Linked DNA regions of Homo sapiens: region 1 is linked to region 2. The links are chromatin contacts, found by Hi-C or POLR2A ChIA-PET in ENCODE. All regions are on one chromosome and are shown on one strand. The core of a region is the stretch at or near the end of the contact, and the rest is flanking DNA. Distances in the headings are between cores, read along the strand shown.

Evidence for each region. A loop is a pair of places that touch in the nucleus more often than their neighbours do. ChIA-PET counts read pairs that join two places held with the same protein, here RNA polymerase II (POLR2A). Pooled maps may share reads with other maps.
Region 1: a map of PC-3 shows a loop between it and region 2 (11-fold over the local background). The contact joins two enhancer-like sites. A Hi-C loop is called at or near these places in 6 of 168 maps with a recorded cell type or tissue (IMR-90, MCF 10A, OCI-LY7 and 3 more) and 2 of 50 pooled maps. POLR2A ChIA-PET finds 5 or more read pairs at or near these places in 2 of 52 experiments (BJ and CD8-positive, alpha-beta memory T cell).

What each region holds. Positions count from the first base shown.
Region 1 is chr1:172,916,553-172,919,759 of GRCh38, forward strand. No RefSeq gene overlaps it. Among named protein-coding and RNA genes, the nearest start is that of TNFSF18, 130 kb to the right of the region's middle. Within about 2 kb of position 1,564, at least 5 of the 41 ENCODE cell types and tissues checked have a DNase peak (open chromatin) inside an H3K27ac peak, as active enhancers do; they include PC-3, endothelial cell of umbilical vein and mammary epithelial cell, where a contact is called at or near this core.
Region 2 is chr1:172,745,039-172,748,696 of GRCh38, forward strand. It overlaps the pseudogene SLC25A38P1. Among named protein-coding and RNA genes, the nearest start is that of FASLG, 88 kb to the left of the region's middle. Within about 2 kb of position 1,418, at least 14 of the 41 ENCODE cell types and tissues checked have a DNase peak (open chromatin) inside an H3K27ac peak, as active enhancers do; they include PC-3, endothelial cell of umbilical vein and mammary epithelial cell, where a contact is called at or near this core.

The DNA of each region.
Region 1 (3,207 bases), core at 314-2,813, 170 kb after region 2:
CAGATTATTTTTCATATGGTTCATCAGTTTGGGCTCCATGACATTCAGCTACTTTCAATAATCACCTTTATAAAACAAAGATTTGCCATCTTTGGGGATATTCAAAATAACATTTCACAAATTTGTAGGCACTGCCTAGGTTCACTTTGTCTTCTCCACCCAACTCCTTGCCTGTCTTTCTGAGGTCTTCCCTGTACTCTGGCCATAGCACTCTCTTGGCCATGGCAGGTGGCATTTGCTAGGCTTAGGATACTTGTTTCCATTCTCTTACTCACCTGAATTTACTCACTTTTAGATTCTGGCCTAAAATATTACTTTCCAGAAGGGTTTTACCTTCTGGCTCCATCTTCCATCTTCCATCACCCATCACTGAATATTTACCTCATGTAAATATTTACTGAAAACATTTATATCACCACACATTTTATTAGCCCTCTAGCCTCACTGCTTTGGGTCTGAGTGGATGTTAGAGCCTCAGGAGACCCTTCATTCCTACAGAGCCTACTGGGGCCCAAGCTGAGTTACAAGCCTGGCCACTGTAGATTCTACCCAGGAATGAGCAGCACACACTTGTTTTTTATCCATACTTTTCCTTCTCCTCTCTCCTTTGCCTGACTCCTACCCCTTTCACATCTTGGCATGGATATGACTTCCTTAAAGACATTGACCTGCTCCCCCTCTACCCTGCCCTTTACTGAATGAAGTTCCCCACCCTATTATGTGTCCCCAAAGCACCTGTGCTAACTCTATCATGACAGTTCTTAGATAGTATGGAAATTGTCTGTGTGGTTACCTGGTGGCTTGTTGCAACATTACAAATTAGCTCCTCAAAGACTGGAACTGTGTCTTGTCGATATGTGAACCTCAGCTAGACACTTAGTAGCTGCTTGGTCAACGACAGCCGAACAAAAATCAAATAGAAAGTTGGATGGAAAGATGGATGGATGGATGGATGGGTGGGTGAGTGGATGAGTCTAAAGAGAAGCTTGAAGGATTCTGGATGAACTGGATGCCTTGTTCCTTCATCTTTTGGATTTTTTCTTAGCTTTTTCTCAAAATGTTTACCTTGTGGATCTCTAGTCTAGTTCTGAAGTGGTGTTAATTGCTTTTATTTTTTTTTTTTATTTCCTTCAGGCTGGGAGACTCCCAAGGAAAACTGACTTAAAGTCCCTAATTTGAACTGGAAAAAGGACCCCATTGATGCAGTTAGTTTCTTCCCATTGATGCATTTAGTTTCTTACTCTTGAGACTGAAAGTTGACCTATTTTTCAGTTGGTAGGTAAGTTGGGAAATTTTTAAAGCTTATGCAAACTTCACTCTTGGCATTATTGGCCTTGAAGAAATGTTACGAAGACTTCTCTTTGGAAAGTGAGTTTGCTGGAAGTAGCAACACACTCCTGTGATAGAGACAAGTATAGAATATTCCTTCCACACCTGTATTGCCTTCTCCAGAACTGCATTTTAACAATTCAATATTTTCTCATTGGCAAGCACTCTCTTGTTGGTTGTATTCATCTCAGGGAGTTACATTTTTCTCTTATGAGTTCGACATTCTTTCAACCGTGTTCTGCCAGTGAGTCATAGGGACCCAGTGCATTTCAGGAGCTATAGACCAGAAGTTGAGCATATTGTTCCAAATACTTGGATCTGCATTTTAATATTGTGACTAAGTGGGCTCAGGGCACATTTCAGCAGAAGGCACTTTTGCATTTTATTGTGGGCAACTTCCTACCACCTCCACCCAGAACAATGAATGGAGTTGAGGTTTTCCCATTTATTCATATCTGGTATCTCTGTGCCAAAGTGACATCCACACAATGTTTTCTCATATTTAAACAACACTGGTCACTTAATTACAGTTTAAAGTTAATTCAAGAGAAGGGCTATATACTAGTAGAAAAATAAGTTTTATCTGGATATTATAATTATGAGGCAATTAGTAATTTCTTGGTGGCTTTTTGGGATCAGTCTCACTACTTCTTAGTCTCACCTTAATCAGTCTCATTAGTTAATTCAGAAAATAATCAAACCTTAACATATGTTTTCACTTTTACTTCTTAGCTGTGTTTTTGGAGCTAGGCAACATGGTACACTCAAAGAATGTAGAAGAATTAAATACCATAAGGTACCCGGTTGCATGATCTCATTACACCCTGTTCTTTGTCTTTATAGCAATGGCACAGTTGGATATTGTGTTTCTTGGTTTATTTACTTTAAATATCTCTCTCCCACTAAACCGTAAAGTCCAGGAGACCCAAAGGTGTGTTTGTTTATCCAAAGTCTAAAACAGTGCCCTCCACATTGTGGGCTCCCCATAAATAATTGATAAACGAATAAAACAAATGATCAGTTAGCATCTACTTAACAGAAAGCAAGCCCATAGAGCGTCTTTTGAATATCTGCAATTGTTCCATTCCAGGATTGAAAGGAGGCCCACAGAGCTCTACATGCCTCTAGTGAGACCCTTCCCAGGCTCCCAAACTCATGTTTAATACTCCTCCAAAACTTACCACCACAAACTGCCTAAGGACTAAATGCAAGAAGGCGCTGTAGTCAGAATCGATCATCTGCCTTCACCTTGGAGTCTTTAGGGCATGCCCTCAGGTTATCCTGCCTCTCTTCTCCTCACACTGCTCGTTATATTTCCTACTTTGACTCCATCTCCCATCTCTTCCCAGGCAGGTCCCCCAAACCCTTTCTCTGGTTTCTCTTCTTATGGTCAAGCCTCAACAATATCTCCAGTATACACAGCCTCTTCTCTCGCAACTCTCTTCATTAGCTTGTCCTAAGTGAAATCCGGGTCTCCTTTAAACATACTGCTTCTCCCACATCCCTTTCAAGTGAAGATGTTTTTTTTCCTCTCATAAACCTTGTACTATATACTAGAGATGAGATATGTGTCTTTGATTCTCAGTGCTTCTCCCAAATATTGTTAATCCTTTAAAAACATTATCTGAAAATGCCTGCCAGTAGATTCCATACTCATCACCTACCTACCTCCTAAGCCCTAAGTCTCACCTCTCTTTTCAATAAAAAATTTTAGCCTCCAGTTCACCATGTTTTTCCTCACCCACTACTCTTATCAGAATTTTTGATTACTTCAATATCCACAGGGACAATCCATTCTATACTTGTTCTCTCAGTCCCTTGATCTCTTTCCCAATGCTCTTAAATGCTACCCCAGCTCACCTCAGTCATCTACTCCCA
Region 2 (3,658 bases), core at 168-2,667:
ACTGACATCTGTGAGTGTGTCTGTTTTCTTAGTGTTGGTGTCAGGGTGTGTAGAAGTTGAAAGTGAATGGCAACTCTAGTGTCTTGTTGTGTTACGAACTTTCACCAGGTGGCAGAAGAGTACTGTGAAGAGAAGTCACAAGGATTCACAATCACTCTCCAAAGTAGTGGGAAGTCAAGCAAGAAAGGGTGGCTTGTTCAGAACAGTTGCGATCATTCTGAAAGCAACTCATAAGGGTTGGCAAGTTAAGCTCCAATATGAATTCATTTAGAAACCAGAAAAACAAGAAGAGACTAGCTTGCCAGATGAGAGGAGATTCTGTATGAAAGGAGAGACTTCTAGAAGTGTGGTTGGCAAACCATCCCAAAAGCCTGCACAGTAGGGTAACATGAATGGACCTCATTTAGTTGATTACCTGGAAGTTCAACTGTGGGTATGAAATGTAGGATCAGCTAATATGGTGGCAGAGGAGCTGGTTGCCTATATGGTTTAATTGGAGAATTCCTGAATCTATTTTCTTCCACCCAGTTTCTCTATTATGGTTTATCTGGGGTCAGCCTTTTCTCTAAAAGGTCACTATTATAATGCAAGTACGGAACACCCCCCCTCCCCAGCCCCTTAACTCTTGTTAACTGATATTAATTCTTCTGATTAGTTTATGTCACTTGGAAGAGTGGATTGTCCCAAGGAAAGAATGGAGAACAGGCTAGACCTTGGTGTTGCTAAAGCTAGTGCTGCACTCATGGCTAGGCCAGTGTTCTCCTGTTGAGTAGAAACAATTTCATAGAATGCCAACATCAGAAAAGGCACTCTGTGATCACAATAGAGAAAGAAATAAAATCCACTCTATAATCCTGTCTGAGCACAGATGAAACCAAGAGCGTTGTCTAAAAGTGACCACAAAAATGACCAGTGTGCCCCTATCCTTATTGATATAAGAGATTGCTGCTGCTTTACCAAGGAATGCTTTAGTCAGTCTCGTTTTATTCTTCACACCTTCTAGGTAAGAATTATTAAGATACCCAGTCATGGGATCCTAACAATATCTAACTCAGAGAAAAGATCCACTTCTTTAAACCCTGTCCAAAATCACTTAACACGAGGTTTGGCAAGAGAGCACCTGACGTTCAGAGAGAGATGAAAACTAGGGAAAGAATGTACCAAAGGAAAGGAAAGAGATGATGAAGCCAAAACCTCAGGGCTTTACAGTGGGGCCTTGAGTGGGCTCTTGTTTCAATGTATTCAGTAACCAGAAGCCAGGGACCCTGCTTGCACTGCCTGCCACTGACATTTCTCCTCTGATCTAAGTCTCTGCTTAACAAAGAAGCCTGTGGCTACTCTTAAAGTCTCCCCATCTGGAATGGGGGTGAGTTTGTTCAGCTCACTCCTTCTTCTCCTTCCTGAGCAGCTGACTTATTCTGATGTGGTTTTGCGGTTATACAGTAAGCAGCACTGCTTATGTGGACATGGTGTACTTTCAGTTTCTGAAAGTGAGTCATGTTGACTTTCCTCTGAGGAGTAAGAGTGACCCTTGCTTAAAAGGACAACATGACTAGAAGGAAGAAACACCAGAGGCCACCAGGACCAGAATGTTTACCAATGTAGGCAGTCACTAGTTTTTAGGAGTAGTTTGTGTCATCTTTTTAAACAAGGTAAACTAGGAAGAAACATTTGGTTTTGAATCTTTGAGTGTTTGCCAATGTTTGAAGTACTTATCTATTTTTACTCATCATTTAAAGTGATGTTTGTGGCTAAGAGCTCAAGATCTACAAACATACTTAAATAAGTTTACATTTGGTCAGCTGGAACCTGATGGGGACATTTCCAAGAGGATCACTTGCTAGTATTACATCTTTAATTTTCATGTATGTTAATGGCTTGTGATATTGGACTATTCATCCAGGCCCTAAGAAATCTCAGCAGGTCTATTGAGAATCAAAATTAAGGCTGTACATAGCCACTATACAGAATAAGGAGTTTCTTGTAATCTAACTCTCCTTCGTGGTCTTATTTGGTTAATTTTTTCATGATAACATGTAGAGCCAATATGGGCTCTTGTCACCACTTCTGCATCCTTGCAAGCATTGTTAATTGTCTTATGTTTTTCTTGCTTAGCCAGGATGTAGCCTCAAGATACTTCCCGTCACCATGCTCCTGACAGCCACTGCTGTCAGATCACAGTAGATAAGTGAGATCAAGCCCACTTGCATGTCTGCCCTAGAATCTCCATTTAACTTTGCTCTTGGGTATCCAAATCATAGGAGTGCCGCTGTCCTCCAATCAAGGAGACTGTCTTTCTTTCCTCAATAATTAAATCCCTCTGGGTCCAAGAAAGCGCGAATAGAATTATTGTCAAATTCTATATCACTGAGCCATCATCACTACCTATTGCCTTGGTAAGTCATTTGGGCAATTGGAGAGAATAAGAAAAGCCCAGTAGTGAAGCAGCATGTATTAAATAATTAGTGAGATATTCAAGACAGTTTATATTTCACAAGTATATAAAAATTGCTATTACTTCACGGGACTGAATTTCCTTTTCTATTTTCTCTTTCTTTCTTTCTTTCTTTCTTTCTTTCTTTCTTTCTTTCTTTCTTTCTTTCTTTCCTTCCTTCCTTCCTTCCTTCCTTCCTTCTTTTTTTTGAGATGGCGTCTTGCTCTGTTGCCCAGGCTAGAGTGATCACAGCTCACTGCAACCTCTGCCTCCCAGGCTCAAGCGATCTTCACACCTCAGCCTCCTGAGTAGTTGGAACTACAAGTATGCACCACCAAGCCCGGCTAATTTTTGTATTTTTTGTAGAGACGGAGTTTCATCATGTTGCCCAGGCTGGTCTGTGAACTCCTGGACTCAAGCCATCTGCCTGCCTTGGCCTCCCAAAGGGCTGGGATTACAGGGGGCTGAATTTTCAAGGCAAGGCAAGTCCCCCTTTTAACTTTTGTTAGGTACTAGGCCTGTCATTTGGTAGTTGCTATAAAGTAGGTGGCAGCATCTATTAGGATGGAATAGATTCAGTAGGGAGACTTACTAAACTGCTAATATTTATGAAATTTAGTATGTGATAGCTATTTGTACTTCTTAATAAAATATATTTATTAAAATCATAACATACAAGTACTGATTAAATATTGTTCTAGCTGAGAGTCTTGGTTGCAATTAATAGGTATAAGCTCTAGATTATATAAGCAGGAAAAGGACTTATTGAAAGGTTCTAGACACAGAACCTCATCTCCTCCGGTGCTGAAGCCCGCGGCGGGGCAGGATGGGCAGGAGAGCAGAGCCGCGGAGTCTGCCGCGCGGGTGAAGAGCGGCGCGTAATTCCTGTGGCGGAATTGTTCTGCGCCTGCAGCCCCTGTGTTAGCAGGATCTGAACCCGGGCGGCTGCATGCTTACAGGCGCAGAGGTCAGAGAGCCCTTGGCTTAAAGTAAGCCATCCCCTCACCTTCTTCGAGGCCTCCAGGGCTGGGCCCAAGCACCCGTCGACGGCACCCTGGGCCCAGAGCACTCGCGGGCCTCATCTCCAATGATTCAGAACTCACATTCGTCACTGCTGCAACCCCAAGATGTCAGAGACACAGTGGAAACGCTTATGGTATGAAGAAAACATGAGGCACCACCAGTTACATCTGGTGATCAAGGCTTTCCTGTGTGGCTCCATCA